Linked DNA regions of Homo sapiens: region 1 is linked to region 2. A link is an interaction called in ENCODE POLR2A ChIA-PET data of the cell type or tissue named here. Cell type or tissue: endothelial cell of umbilical vein. All regions are shown on one strand.

The links. Peaks named below come from ENCODE experiments on the same cell type or tissue, not always from the same donor. Only the 100,000 strongest peaks of a DNase experiment are listed, where the experiment ranks them.
Region 1: POLR2A ChIA-PET joins it to region 2 with 5 read pairs; 3 of 35 experiments call an interaction of 5 or more read pairs at or near these places.

Annotation. Positions count from the first base shown.
Region 1 is chr3:149,795,143-149,803,142 of GRCh38, reverse strand. No RefSeq gene overlaps it. Among named protein-coding and RNA genes, the nearest start is that of ANKUB1, 6.6 kb to the right of the region's middle. In endothelial cell of umbilical vein, no CTCF peak of the experiment used is centred here; no DNase peak of the experiment used is centred here.
Region 2 is chr3:149,565,154-149,573,153 of GRCh38, reverse strand. WWTR1 (WW domain containing transcription regulator 1) reads left to right here. Exons shown (of 7, transcript NM_015472.6): 3 at 154-290. Among named protein-coding and RNA genes, the nearest start is that of WWTR1-IT1, 83 kb to the left of the region's middle. In endothelial cell of umbilical vein, a CTCF peak has its summit at 4,016 (motif pointing left); DNase peaks (open chromatin) are centred at 73, 3,984, 4,489 and 5,690; H3K27ac peaks cover 985 bases.

The DNA of each region.
Region 1 (8,000 bases), 230 kb before region 2:
ATCATCCCAATTGATACAGAAAAAAGCATTTAACAAAATTCAATATCCTTTTGTGATTAAAAAATCCACTCTTGACAAATTAGGTATAGAAGTAATATACCTCAATACAATATAAAGATCATATATGGCCAGCCCACAGCAACATCAAACTCAAGGGTGAAAAACCGAAAGCTTTTCCTCTAAAACAAGAACAAGACAAGGATGCCCACTGATACGGTTTGGCTCTGTGTCCCCACCCAAATCTCATCTTGAATTGTACTCCCATAATTGCCACATGTTGTGGGAGGGACCCGATGGGAGACAATTTGAATAATGGGGGCAGTTTCCCCATACTGCTCTCAAGACAGTAAATAAGTCTCGTGAAATCTGATGGTTTTATCAGGGATTTCTGCTTTTGTATCTTTCCCATTTTTCTCTTGCCACTGCCATGTAAGAAGTGTCTTTTGCCTCCCTCCATGATTCTGAGGCCTACCCAGCCATACGGAACTGTAAGTCCAATTAAACTTCTTTTTCTTCCCAGTCTCAGGTATGTCTTTATCAGCAGCACGTAAACCGACTAATACACCCACTCTCACCAATTATTTTCAATATATAATACTGGAAGTCCTAGTCAGAATAACTAGGCAACAAAATGAAATCTAAGACATACAAATTGGAAGGGACGAAGTAAAATTGTCTTTGTTTGCAGATGATATGATCTTACATATAGAAAACTCTAAAAACTACATCAAGAAACTGTTAGAACTAATAAATGAATTCAGTAAAGTTGCAGAATACAACATGAACATTTAAACGTTTGGTAGGATTTGTATACATTAACAATAAACTATCCAAGAAAAAAATTTAAAAATAATTCAATTTATTATAGTATCAAAAAGAATAAAATACTTAGAAAAGAATTTAACCAAGGAGGTAATAAAAGATCTGTACACTGGGATTAAGTGCAGTGTCTCATGCCTATAATCCCATCACTTTGAGAGGCTGAGGTAGGAAAACTGCTTGATAATTTACAGGAAGCCTCCTTTGCACCTTTCAAATAAAACTACTATACTAAATAAAATATATTTAAAGCTAGCCTTTAGCATATGTCAAGCAGGTTTTGAGAATCCTTGGTTCCTGCCTCACAGTTTTTTCCACACGGAACCCTTACAACGGTATCTGAAATGCCTACATTAATTCTTTTCTTTGGATCCAGAAAAAAGAAAGACATCAAAGATTTAATTGTCAGCTATTGCCACCTCATATTTGATCAGTTCTCACCCCTGACCCCAACACTCTTCTGCAGACTGCATGACTAAACACATTCTTAAGGCAGGGAAGGAAAATCCACAGAATGGGGAATACTAAACAAAAATGAGAACACAGAAGATCGGAGAAGGCACCGTCCTTATCTGTGGGGCTTCGATGAATATTTAAGAGCTTTCTCTACAATTTAAACACAAGATAGGGGATGGGATAGCAGAAAGGAGACTGCTAAGCATGATGTGTTTCATTCTACTAAATGGGACTGTGGTTAAAGTTATAATTTAATTTACAAGTCCTGTATTGATATAAAACATTCCAACTAACACAATGATACATAGTACTTCAATTAGCCTACTGTTTGTTCGATTTTAGTTGACAATAAACTGTTTTATAACTGCTATTTTCCTAAATACTGCTTATTTTCCTAATTGTAGATTTCTTTCCTGTTTACTGCTTGTTATTTCCTATATCAAGCATGAGTTTATTCTGGCTATCAATTGCACAATTTCACTTCCTTGAAAGAGTCTTTGCATCTAGTGATGAGCTCTAATGTCTGGAAATTCTCCCAGCTTCCATCTTGGTTATAGTTAAGTCTTTATTGATCTTAGCAATTTAATGAGATGCATCTGCCCCTAGTTTTTTCACTTCCAAAAATAAAGACATGAGGGAACTGTTCAATTGCATTTGCCATGTGTTTAGATGATCCAATTAAAGACACTAGGTATATCAAATAATAGTAATAACCAAATAATGCAAGATTAAAACCACTGTTTTGTGAAACTATTTTTAGGTGAATTTTAAAGGACAATATTCTTTTGCTTTTCTTTGTATTAAATTGGGAGGCAGCTGGGACAAAAATTCTTTCTCTTTACAATTACTTTTTTTTAAAAGCTCCATATAACTTCTAGTTCCTTGCTATTCAAAGTACGGTCCAGGGAGGCCGGGCACGGTGGCTCAAGCCTGCAACCCCAGCACTTCGGGAAGCCAAAGCAGGCGGATCACTTGAGTTCAGGAATTCAAGACCGGCCTGGCCAACATGGCAAAACTCCATCTCTACTAAAAATACAGAAATTAGCCAGGCATGGTGGTGTGCATCTGCGTTCCCAGCTACTTGGGAGGCTGAGGCAGGAGAATTGTTTGAACCCAGGAGGTGGAGGTTGCAGTAAGCTGAGATGGTCCCACTGTACTCCAGCCTGTGCGACAGAGCGAGACTTCATCTCAAAAAACAACAACAACAACAAAAACAAACAAACAAAAAAACAAAGTATGGTCCAGGGAGTTTATTAAATTGAAAATCCCAGGTCCCACTCTAGAACTTCTCAGTGAGAAACAACATATAAAAAGGATCACCAGATGATTCGAATGCATATTTATGCTTTCTTAGATGGAAAGAAAGAACAAAACTCAATGACAAATTTTAAAAGTCACAATAATAAAAGCATAGTTAGATATTAAAAATAGATACTATCAATTCTTTCTCAACACATTAGCATTGACATTTTAATACCAAAGCAGATACTTCTAAGGTAAATAGTATCATAAAGGACCACCAATCATTCAGCATTGATTTACAATACTATTTACCATGTAACATAAAATTCTTCTTGTTATTCTGTACATATCAATAACATGTATGCCATGTATCAATATGTCATAAATCAGAAAATATTTTAAAATCAATATAAGCATGTAATTATTTCAAAGCTTTATATATATACATACTTTAAGTTCTGGGATACATGTGCAGAATGTGCAGGTTTGTTACATAGGTATACACGTGCCATGGTGGTTTGCTGCACCCATCAACCCATCATCTGCATTAGGTATTTCTCCTAGTGCTATCCCTCCCCCAGCTATCTCCTAATGTTCCCCTCCCTGTGTCCATGTGTTCTCATTGTTCAACTCCCACTTATGAGTGAGAACATGCAGTGTTGGGTTTTCTGTTCCTGTGTTAGTTTGCTGAGAATGATGGTTTCCAGCTTCATCCATTTCCCTGCAAAGGACATGAACTCATCCTTTTTTATGGCTGCATTGTATTCCATGGTGTATATGTGCCACATTTTCTTAATCCAGTCTATCATTGATGGGCATTTGGGTTGGTTCCAAGTCTTGCTATTGTGAATAGTGCTGCAATAAACATATGTGTGCATGTGTCTTTATAGTAGAATGATTTATAACCCTTTGGGTATATACCCAGTAATGGAATTGCTGGGTCAAATGGTATTTCTGGTTCTAGATCCTTGAAAAATTGCCACACTGTCTTCCACAATGGTTGAACTAATTTACACTCCCACCAACAGTATAAAAGAGTTCCTATTTCTTCACATCCTCTCCAGCATCTGCTGCTTCCTGACTTTTTAATGATCACCATTCTAACTGTCATGAGACAGTAACTTATTGTGGTTTTGATTTGCATTTCTTTAATGATCAGTGATGAGCTTTTTTTCATATGTTTGTTGGCCACATAAATGTCTTCTTTTGAGAAGTGTCTGTTCATATCCTTTGCCCGCTTTGTGATGGGGTTGTTTGTTTTTTTCTTGTAAATTTGTTTAAGTTCCTTGTAGATTCTGGATATTAGCCCTTCATCAGATGGATAGATTGCAAAAATTTTCTCCCATTCTGTAGGTTGCCTGTTCACTCTGATGATATTTTCTTTTGCTGTGCAGAAGCTCTTTGGTTTAATTAGATCCCATTTGTCAATTTTGGCTTTTGTTGCCATTGCTTTTGGTGTTTTAGTCATAAAGTCTTTGCCCATGTCTATGTCCTGAATGGTATTGCCTAGGTTTTCTTCTAGTGTTTTTATGATTTTAGGTGCTACGTTTAAGTCTTTAATCCATCTTGAGTTAATTTTTGTATAAGGTGTAAGGGAAGGGTCCAGTTTCAGTTTTCCACATATGGCTAGACAGTTTTCCCAACACCATTTATTAAATAGGGAATCCTTTCGCTCATTGCTTGTTTTTGTCGATTTGTCAAAGATCAGATGGTTGTAGATGTGTTATTTCTAAGGCCTCTGTTCTGTTCCATTGGTCTATATATCTGTTTTGGTACCAGTACCATGCTGTTTTGGTTACTGTAGCCTTGTAGTATAGTTTGAAGTCAGGTAGTGTGATGCCTGCAGCTTTGTTCTTTTTGCTTAGGATTGTCTTGGCTATACTGGCTCTTTTTTGGTTCCATATGAAATTTAAAGTAGTTTTTTCTAATTCTGTGAAGAAAGTCAATGGAAACTTGATGGGAATAACATTGAATCTATAAATTACTTTGGGCAGTATGGCCATTTTCATGATATTGATTCTTCCTATCCATGATCATGGAATGTTTTTCCATTTGTTTGCATCCGCTCTTATTTCCTTGAACAGTGGTTTGTAGTTCTCTTTGAAGAGGTCCTTCACACCCCTTGTAAGTGGTATTCCTAGGTATTTTAAATAGCAGTTGTGAATGGGAGTTTCCTCATGATTTGGCTGTTCGTCTATTATTGGTGTATAGGAATGCTTGTGATTTTTGCACATTGATTTTGTATCCTGAGACTTTGCTGAAGTTGCTTATCAGCTTAAGGAGATTTTGGTCTGAGATGATGGGGTTTTCTAAATATACAATCATGTCATCTGCAAACAAGGACAATTTGACAAAGCTTTTTAAAGGAACCTAAAGAGTTAAACTATAATAGGTAGAATGCTACGCTTTAAACTCAGAAATAAGAATCAAGAAACTGATTTCCATTTTTGAAATGTAGAAGAGGACAGTGGACTAAAATATTAGTCACTAGTTGTGGCATGGCTGTTTCTTTTCATGTGCATCCAGATCTTCTTGTAACACTATTTTTCCTTCTCTTTCTCTCTTGTTATGTGTCATCTTGCTATTTATTTGTTTTCCCTGCATTAAATCTAATTATTCCCTACTGTTATTCCCAGTAAGCAATTCCTTTCCTAATTCATTACATTTATTTTGTATTATTTACTTTTTCCATGTTTAGCCCTACTATTTGACCATTCTCTTTAAACAGAGCTTCCTTATTTATCAGTTACTTAATTATTGTATTTGCCCTCCCCCGATTCCCTACCTAGTCTTACTCTCCTCTCCACCCCAAAGACACATACACACATATACACACTACACTGGAAGCTCCATGTCTTGTTCACTGCAATAATCCAGCACAGAACAGTGCCTGACACGTATTAGGGGCTCAGTGCTGTTCAGCTTAGAAAATGATACTCAAAAGTATGTCACTTTGGCGTACTGAGTACTTTGAACTAAAGAAAACTGGAAGGCCTCAGAAGCAGCCTCAGAAGCAAAGTCTCTCTCGACCTTCTCCTGCCCTCTGGTTTCCCACACTTCCTCCTCCCCTGAAGGGAGTCAAAGAAACCAGAATTCCTCTTCTCCAAGGCAGGACATAAAAACTAGAACTCCTCATCTCTAATGTAAGCTAAAAAATCTAGAAAGGTGACTCTCTCCTTTCTCCCTTAAAGACCCTCATTCCAGAGGGGTCCTGTCCTATACCTGGGAGGAAGGGGTGCTACACAGACAGGCCAAGAAGACTATGAACAGACAGGCCTTGCTGAGTTTTCCCCCTCAGTCAATTACCATTAGATTATACCCCTTTGTCCAATTTCATTTCTACATGGCTGTTCATTCTTCATCAAATCTAAGCATTAAAATGGTCAGTTTTCCCTGGGTCTTTGAATCTTCATTTCTGAAGTTCCCCATGTCACTAAAACTTTGATTAAATACATTTGCTATGCTTTTCTCTTATTAATCTGTCTTTGTTATAGGAGTGTTGGCCATGACCCTTATGATGGATGAAGAAGGATACCACAACTTTCCTACAGTGTGCATGTATTGAATGAATAAATGAATTAACAATATATCTTATCTCAGATCAAGTGTGTCTTCACCTCCATACCTTCTGTTTTATTCACACCTTTCTTATACTTCATCCTATAATACAGTCCCTGGTCCAGGTGTTTTGGACATCTGTCATCTTTCCTACTCATAGCAAATCCCTTAAGATCATATCTAGGACCAAATCTTCCAAAGACCTAGCATGTTCCATTGCATGTAGGAGGTCCCCAGTAGGCTAACTAACTTAGTTTTACCACTCTTGGAAAAAGAAAAATAACTCAAAAAGGGCCTCTAGATGCTAAGGAAAGCTGTTCCTAAATTGCAACTGAGAGAATCAAGTGTAATCCTTATCATTTTAAGCTGTCTCTAAACTGCTATGAGTTTTTCAAGTCTACCTGTCATTTTATTGTTACAAGGCAATTTTTAATGATATTAATCTAGCTTGTCTATTCATTCATTGTGAGGCTCTGGGCTAGGCCACTGGGGATACAAAGGAGAATAAGACACTGCCCCACCATCAGGAAGCTCACAGTCTAGTGGAGGAGGCTGTCACTGACACAATAAATTGATGCAGTATAAAAGATCCTGTAGTTAAAGAATGTATGATGCAGCAGGGGAATAGAGAAAACAAGTCAACTTCCCTGGTGACATCAAGAAGGCTTCTTGGAAGGGCTGTAAGTTGGACTCTTTATTTTTTTTTTCATTTTATTTCATTTAATGCATTCACATGGTTCAAAATTTAAAAAGAATAAAAAGATAATAACAAACACTGTATTAAGCCCTGGTGAGGATGTGGAGAAACAGGAACTGAACTCTCATTCATTACTGGTGGTAATGCAAAATGGTATAGTCACTCCAGAAGACAGTTTGGCAGTTTCTTACAAAACTAAACATACTCTTACCGTATGATCCCCCAGTCATGATCCTTGGTGTTTCTTCAAAGGAGTTGAAACTTATATCCAAACAAAAACCTGTATACAGATATTTATGCCAGTTTTATTTATAATTTCCAAAACTTGGAAGCAACCAAGATGTTCTTCATTGCCAGGATTGGGGGACAGGTGAAGGAAATGGGGGATGAATAAACAGAACACAGAGGATTTTTAGGGCAGTGAAACTACCCTCTCTGATACTATAATGGTGGATACAGGTCATTATGCATTTGTCAAAGCCCATAAAATATACAGCACCAAGAGTGCTGTACAACACCCTAGTGTAAACTACAGACTTTGGGTGATAATGATGTATCAATCTATGTTCACCATTTGTAAAAAAATGAACCATTCTGGTTCAGGATTTTGATAGTGAAGAATACTGTCATATGTGGAGGGAGGGAGCATATGGGAACTCTCTGTACTTTCCACCCAATTTTGCTGTGAACCTAACACTACTCTAAAAAATAAAATAAAAATAAAAATAAAATCTATTTAAAAGAAAAATATAATGCGATGAAAAATATTGTCCTCACCCTTGACGCTTAAGTCTCCTCCCCACAGGCGCCAAATTTTCCAGTTTTCTGAATGTATTTCCAGAGATTTTGAGGTATATGCACAAAACAGATTTATATCCATATATATAGATATAGATATGATTTTTCCCTTTTTTTCCACAAATGGCAATGTACTGCACACTGTATTTTATACCTTGCTTTTTTCACAAAATGATATACCTTAAAGATTTTTAAATAGTGGTACAGAAAAAACTTCTTTGTTCTTTTCAATAGCTGTATAGTCTTGTATGAATGAAAAATAATTTGTTTAATCAGTTCCCTATTGATGGACATGAAAGGTGTTTCTAATCTTTTGCTATTACAAACAACTCTGCAATGAATAATGTTACACCTATATCATTTTGCAAATAAGCATATAAATATTTGTAAAAATAAAGTTCTAGAAATTAAATCGTTGGGTCAAAGAATA
Region 2 (8,000 bases):
AGTATGTCCTTGGATGAAACCAAGCACAATCTATCAACCACTCAAGCAGATCCTAAGGGAAGAATTAGTGTCATTAACTATTATGCTGTTGTTGGTGATGATGATAATGATGCTGACAATTAAAAAGATAATTAATTGTTTTCCTTCTTTTAGTCACATAGAAAAAATCACCACATGGCAAGACCCTAGGAAGGCGATGAATCAGCCTCTGAATCATATGAACCTCCACCCTGCCGTCAGTTCCACACCAGTGCCTCAGAGGTCCATGGCAGTATCCCAGCCAAATCTCGGTAAGCCTCAAGCTTTTTTAAAATTAAAAAAGATATTTTTTTTTTGTAGAGTTGGGGTCTCCCTTTGTTGCCCAGGCTGGTGTTGAACTCGTGGGCTCAAACAATCCTAACACCTCAGTCTCCCAAAGTGCTGCGATAACAGGCATGAACCACTGTGCCTGGTGGAGCCCCAAGCTTTGACTCCAAGCTGAAGAAATGGTGTTCAATCAAGGGGTGGCGGGGCTCATAAGTGGTTCTGGCTGTTTCTATGTCTCTTCATGCACCCAGACGGTGTTTGCTCCTTCTTCTTGGCTGCAATACCGTGTTACCCTTCTGCCGGCTTTTTCTTCTTTACTTGGTCTCTTTACCACCAACTCATGATACTGCTGCCTCAGTTTTAAACTACAGTTCTGACCTTCCCTCCAATGGCCTTAATTGGGGTAGAAAAATCAGTTAGGCCTCCTGTCTTCATCTAGCCTGAGGCAAGTAGGACACATACACGCTTTGGGTGACTTTGGCTCCTGGCGACTGCCTACAGGTACAATTCTAGTCTCAAATCCCTATCCTTATTTCCCTTTTTTCCTTTTTTTTTCATAATTGCTGCATAACATGTGTCAGATAGCATGCCAAGTGCTTCCATGCCTTACCTTATGAAAGCCTTCCAAAACCCCTGCAAAAAGTAGCAGGCTCTCCAGTTTATACATGAAGAAACTTTCCGAAAGTCTTGCAGCTTGTGGAGAGCAGAGCTGGAGAGCAGGCTAGTCTGATTTTAGAAGGGAGTTAACCATTACATAACCTGCAGGTGGCTTCTCCCCATACCTGCCGTGGGATAATATGGCTCACTTTTTACTTCATTTACAATACTTAATAAGTGCGATTTTAGACTTGAGAAGAGAATATTTTCTGCTAAAATTATCCCCACTAGAGATAATCACCAGTGAATTAATACACTGCAGCAACGGAACCAGTCAGCTTTTTTGGTAATCATTCCCTTCCTTCTCCCCCAGGGCTAAAAATAAAAAAGGGCCAATTTTAAAGTTTTAGAAAAGTTGGTGCCATTTTCAGATAACATTTCCATTTAAGATCAGATATCCAGATATGCTTTATACACAGAACAGTTAATTTTAGGGAGTGAAAAGAATCTCCTGTTGGATTTTCAGGAATGAACAAGATAAAAATGGAAGCGTTATTCCTGGACACCCTTCCCTCATACTGTGGCTTAGCCAAAGTGAGTATGAACTCAAGTAGACCCTAGTCAGCTTCAAGTGTCAGTTCTTCCAGGAAGTCTGAACCTACTGCTTTAAAGCTTGCAGATGTACAGTTTCCAAAAAGCAAATGACATGGAACAACCTCTGTGGAGTTCCTTATCTAAAGGGCAGATCAAAGAAAATGCAACCAGTTCTGGTACCAGCAGTGGTAAACCAAAGCCTCCAGTGAGTTATTTTGTCCCAAATATACAGGAGCTCGTGTAGAAATCAGATGCCACTGTAGTAAAGAGACCCCAAATTAGGTGGCATTAGACTGGTTTTTACAGTTTGTTTAACCATTTAATTTTCATCGAAAATTCTAAAAACTGATTATTAAAGTTTTAACTTTAACTTTGTAATCAATTATAATCGGAAAAAAATCTTTCATGAACCCAGTTTACAAAAAAAAAAAAAAAAAAAAAAGAAAAGAAAAAAAAATTCAAACACTTCCTCCAATCTCCCTTTCCTCAGTCCCCAAGTTTGTTTCCTGGAGCCAACCAGTGTTTCTAGTTGTGTGTGTGTGTATGTTTAATCATACTAAGGTTAGCATATCATAACCACTGTTCTGTATCTTGCTTTTTTCACCTGCCTGTCCATACATATAGAGCTGCTTCATTCTTTTAAAAATTTGCCTATTAGTCTACTATATTAATATGCTATAATTAGTTTATTTAACTAACTCCTATCTGGTAGATATTTAGGTTGTTACTAGTGTGTTGCTAGCATACAAATACTGGAGTGGATATCCTTTGTCATGTTCTTTTATGCATTCTCCTTAATTTTTAAAATTTGTGCGATATGTAGGAAGTGGACTAATTAAAAGAAGCTTGAATGCTTGGAACTAGATATTGAAGGCACATGTGAGTCTGCCTGTATGTGCATACATGCATGCATATGCACACACACACACAAAGTCCAATTGCACTAGTAAAGTATATCTAAAGAAGTTGTAATCTGAACATTCTGAAACAAATTTACCTGTAGCTCAGTAAAATACCTTAGTTTCCAGATTTCTATTTTTATTTAATTTTTGTTATTATTATTATTATTATTATTATTATTATTATTTTGAGAAAGAGGCTCACCCTGTCATCCGGGCTGGAGTGCAGTGGCACGATCTCAGCTCACTGCAACCTCTGCCTCCTGGTTCAAGCAATTCTCATGCCTCAGCTTCCCCAGTAGCTGGGACTATGTGCATGTATCATCACGCCCAGCTAATTTTTGTATTTTTAGTAGAGACGGGATTTCACCATGTTGGCCAAGTTGGTCCCGAACTCCTGACCCCTGGCGATCCGCTTGCCTCAGCCTCCCAAAGCGCTGGGACTACAGGCGTGAGACCCGGCACCCAGCAGTTTCCAGATTTCTAATAAGGCAGTGAATTTCTCAAGACGCACATTCTGGGGTTTTTCCAACAATATTTGTGTATTTGCCCATTGCAAAGTGTGTTTCTAGCTTATGGAGAATCACAGATGTGTCTGAAGGATGGAAATACAACTTGGAATGCCAAGTAAGTTCCAAAGACCAGGACTTAATTTAGAGAGTCTCAATACAGTCAGAATAATAAATGATTTACTCAGACTATTTCATTTCAAGCCATAACTCTGCCTGTGGTTCATAGTCTTTATTATATATCTTTAAACATATAAAAATAAAAAGAGCAGAGCTGGGTGTAGAGGTGCATCCCTGTAGTCCCAGCTACTTGGAAGGCTCTGAGGTGGGAGGATCTCTTGGGCATAGGAGTTTGAGGCCAGCCTGGGCAACATAGTGAGACCCCCAACTCTTAAAAACTAGAAAAAGAAAAGAGCAGATTCTTCTCCTCCCACTCTTCCTTCTTCTTAAATCTAGAACTTTGGTACTTTTCAATGGAATGTAGCTGTCAAATAAGTGAACTAAAGTGATAGGTCTTCTTTAATGCAAGGCATTTATATACATGTGAAAAGGATGTCAAAATACAGTTAATAGCATTACTATCAGATGATAGAATAGTACCTTTTATAACTAATTTTATTTATTTCTAGAGCCGTGATATAATCAGTGGCATAGTTAACTACATTCAGAAACAAATCTTGTATTTGGTCCCTGTATGTTTCTGTAGGTTAGGTACATGGACTTGGGTGTCTGACTGCCAGAATTTGAATCCTGGCTCTGTAGTTACTAGTTTGGTGACCCTTAAGTTATTTGTCTGTGCTTTGATTTCATCATATGTACAATGGGGATTATTAATATATGAGGAACTTACGAGTTTATATATGCAAAGTGCTTAGAACTATGATTGCCACATAGTAAGCTAAAATATATGTTTATTATCATTATTTTTATGGCAAAAAATATTTTATATTTTATTTAACTATAGCATGTTATATTTTAAGACAATTTAACTGTTCTTTATAAGTGCTTTCTAGAATAAAAATGATTTATTTTGGGCTGGTTAGATTGCAAAGTGTTTTAAATTAGGAACAATGTATTCATTACCTTCAGTGAGGATAGTGCCCTCTGGTGGAAATGTTTAAGTTACCTCTCCCAGGAGAAACTTCTTATCACTAGACACCTTATTTTTTATAAGAGCTTTAGATGCCGGGCGCGGTGGCTCACACCTGTAATCCCAGCACTTTGGGAGACCGAGGTGGGAGGATCACGAGGTCAGGAGATCGAGACCGTGATGGCTAACACGGTGAAACCCCGTCTCTACTAAAAATGCAAAAAATTAGCTGGGTGTGGTGGCGGGCGCCTGTAGTCCCAGCTGCTCGGGAGGCTGAGGCAGGAGAATGGCGTGAACCCGGGAGGCGGAGCTTGCAGTGAGCCGAGATTGCGCCACTGCACTCCAGCCTGGGCGACAGAGCGAGACTCCGTCTCAACAACAAAAACAACAACAAAAAGAGCTTTAGATGTATTCCTGTAATGCGACTTGTAAATCAAACCATATTTTTATTGCAAGAGGAAAGACCCATTACTTAGTCATCCTGGAGTGAGTGACTTTGTAAAAACAGAGGATTCTTTCTGCAGGTTGGCAGATTTGTTGAACACTGAGTCTAAGTAAAATGAAATAAGCTCTGAAGGGGAAAATTGCAAAAATATGGTTTTTTTTTTTTTTTTTTTTTTTTTTTTTTTTTTTTTGCACTTTAATTCAAATAGCCATCTCCAGTTTCGTCTAGCTTAAAACTAAAATTTTAGTTTTTGTATTTGCCAAATCAGGCTTTACCAATTTGGATTCTGTCTGAGCAGAGTAATGGCCTTTAAGCCTGAATTCCCAGACATATGCAATAAATGGAAGAAGAAAAGACGACCTTGGGGGACTTTAGACTTGGCTCACTGCAACCTCCACCTCCCAGGTTCAAGCAATTATCCTGCCTCAGCCTCTGGAGTAGCTGGGATTACAGGCGCCCGCCACCACACCCAGCTAATTTTTGTATTTTTAGTAGAGATGGGGTTTCACCATGTTGGCCAGGGTGGTCTCGAACTCCTGACCTCAGGCAATCCGCCCATCTCAGCCTCCCAAAGTGCTGGGATTACAGGCGTGAGCCACTGCACCCAGCCAGAAGTTTGTATGTTTTAAGTAGGTTGTGGGCCTTCCTTACTATTAATACTTACTAAAATTTTAAAAAAGAGAATAAGAGGGAAACAAAAGAGGGAAAAAAATAGACTGCCTACACAGGCTCTGTTATAATGTATAAAACAATGGGCTTGAGAAAATGAAGCCTGCTGCAGATCTTAGTCCTTGGTTAGAGTGGTGGCGAAGTGGGCATGGAAGTGGGATGGAGGGTGGGGACTGTTTTGGAAGAACTTGAAGTCAGAACTGAGTTTCTCTTAATTTAGACGTTTATGTATTGGGTTATTTAACCTCTGAGTCTCATTTTCCTTATCTGTAAAATGGTGATAATGATAGTACCTATCTGATAACGTTGTTTTGAGTATTTAGGTAGTCCATGTCTTGGTACCTGATGTATAGTAAGCTGCCAGCACTTGTATTGTTATAGCTATTATTGTTAGCCAGTTGCCTCATTTTTCCTCCCCTTTCTGGCTCCTGTGTAATCAGAGGAAGATCCTTTGATATGCTCTGTTAGAAAGCCATTCCATTCCTCCTTCAGGAAGACCCAACCATGGTTACTGCAACTTATATTTGTTTGGGCACTTTTGCTTACAAATTGTGAAACTAGCTGGTGTGGTACCAAAAAATAACATTTAACCTCGGACAGCAATTGTGAGAAGATGAAGAGGAGCAAGCTTGTGACTGTCAGGTCATTCACAGAGGGAGTTTGTGAAGAGCAGTCACACTTCTGAGTTCTAAGTGAAGAACATTTTCCCCTCTGCAAGTAGTGAAGTGTTAGATTTTCCCATTCCTCAGCAGACAAATACTGAAAACATGCAACAACTTAAAGTAGCTCCATATTTTAAAATGTTTTTACCAAAAGAAAGTGTCATGCTTTTTTCCTTTCTTTTTTTTTTTGCCTTTTTGGTGATAATCCTAGTGATCATAAACCATGGTGTGCTGAGCTGCTGTCACACACTAATGAGGCTTTTTGTTGGAATGAGACCCTGACCTGAGATGCTAGTATCCTTCCTGACAGTACAGGAAAAAATAAAGACTATAACAACTTCACCAGCCTGCGAACCCTAGCCAATTCAGAAACTTTTGGTAAAGTGCAACTAGAGTGTATTTTCAATACTATAGGAAATTTTTAAAGTTACATATACACACATGCACACACACGCACTTACTTACCCCTTTGAAGATGTGCCATCCACCAGCCCAGAGTCTAAGTCCTCCAGGTCTGTGTCTCGAGCTGTACTTCAAATTATAAACACATGTGTGTTTTTTTTTTTTTTTCTTTTCAGGGCATACTTTTCAAGACAAGATGGAAAATCTTGTCTGTGCTCAGTTTGCTAAGTTGGCTTGCTGTTCTCTCTAGGAAGTATACAAAGAGGCTTAGCATTGTATCAAGAGCAAATAAAATAGCTAAGGGATATCGAAGCCCTGGGTTGCTTAAAGCACTTGGAAAGACATGCTGAAAGTTCACTAGAAGTCAGATTTCTACTTAGGCATCTTATGTTTTCCTTTTTTTCCATTAGTTTTTTTCTTAATCAAATTTACATGGTGAGTTCACGGCAGACACATCTGGCTACTGTGATTTTTCCAGCTCTGATGTTCTCACTGCTTTTGGAACTTTGTGGTTTATGCAGCATAGATTAGCCTAAAGTGCACCGGCACATACACGCACAAACCCAGAGACAAACAAACAAAAAAATACCCATACACTTTTTGGGAGATGGTGGAAGTGAAGTGTTGGGTGTTGTGGGTGTTGTAGGTGTTGTAGGATTGTTGTGGTGGAAAGTTTGTGTTTATGGAAGAAAAGGAACACTGGTGGGCACAGGACAGGGGGAAAGGTTTCTATTTAAAAATGATTTTCTTGATTAAAAAAAAGAAGGAAAAGTTTTCTAAACACTGTAGAAAATCAATTTTCTTTTTATTTTGTAGAGATTGGGGCGTCTCACCATGTTGCTTAGGCTGGTCTCGAACTCTTAGTCTCAAGTGATCCTCCCACCTTGGCCTCCCAAAATGCTGGGATTACAGGTGTGAGCCACTGTGCCCTCAATTTTCTTAGATTTTGAGGAAGCTATCTATTGTCAAATACACTCTAGTTAATCAGCATTATTGAAGGCTACCTTCTTTGGGGTTTCGAAGAGGAGATTCTTTTTTTTTTTTTTTTTTTTGAGACAGAGTTTCGCTCTTGTTGCTCAGGCTGGAGTGCAATGGCACAATCTCAGCTCACCGCAACCTCCACCTCCCCACAACCTCCACCTCCCGGGTTCAAGCAATTCTCCTGCCTCAGCCTCCCAAGTAGCTGGGATTACAGGCATGTGCCACCATGCCTGGCTAATTTTGTATTTTTAGTAGAGACGGGGTTTCTCTGTGTTGGTCAGGCTGGTCTCAAACTCCTGACCTCAGGTGATCCGCCCACCTCAGCCTCCCAAAGTGCTGGGATTACAGGCACGAGCACCCGGCCTGAAAAGGACATTCTTTATAGTTCCTTTCTTTTACGGTTTTTAAGGAATATGTGAAATGAGACTGAAAAAAATTACCAAATCAACGGATTGAGTTCCTTTTATGTAATAAAGCAGGACATAATAGCATATAAAAAATAAATCTTATGTTTTCATGGCTATGTTCCACTTATCTTAATGTGGATGAGTCTTTATTAAGATTAGGTGATGGAGACTTATAGGTTTTATTATATGAAATTTAGAAATTTAGGTAGAAAATTTCTTCTTTGATAAGAAATAATAAAAGCCATGAAAAATGTCTGATGCCACAATTTTCCTTAAAAAAAAAAAGTAGTATGCTAGGTGAATATTTTGGGAACCATACACAAAGATGTGTTAGTTATAATAGCCAGTAAATAAACAAATGCCTGAAATATGAAAATAAATAAATTTATTTATTTATTTATTTTCTGAGATGCAATCTTGGTCCGTTGCCCTGGCTGGA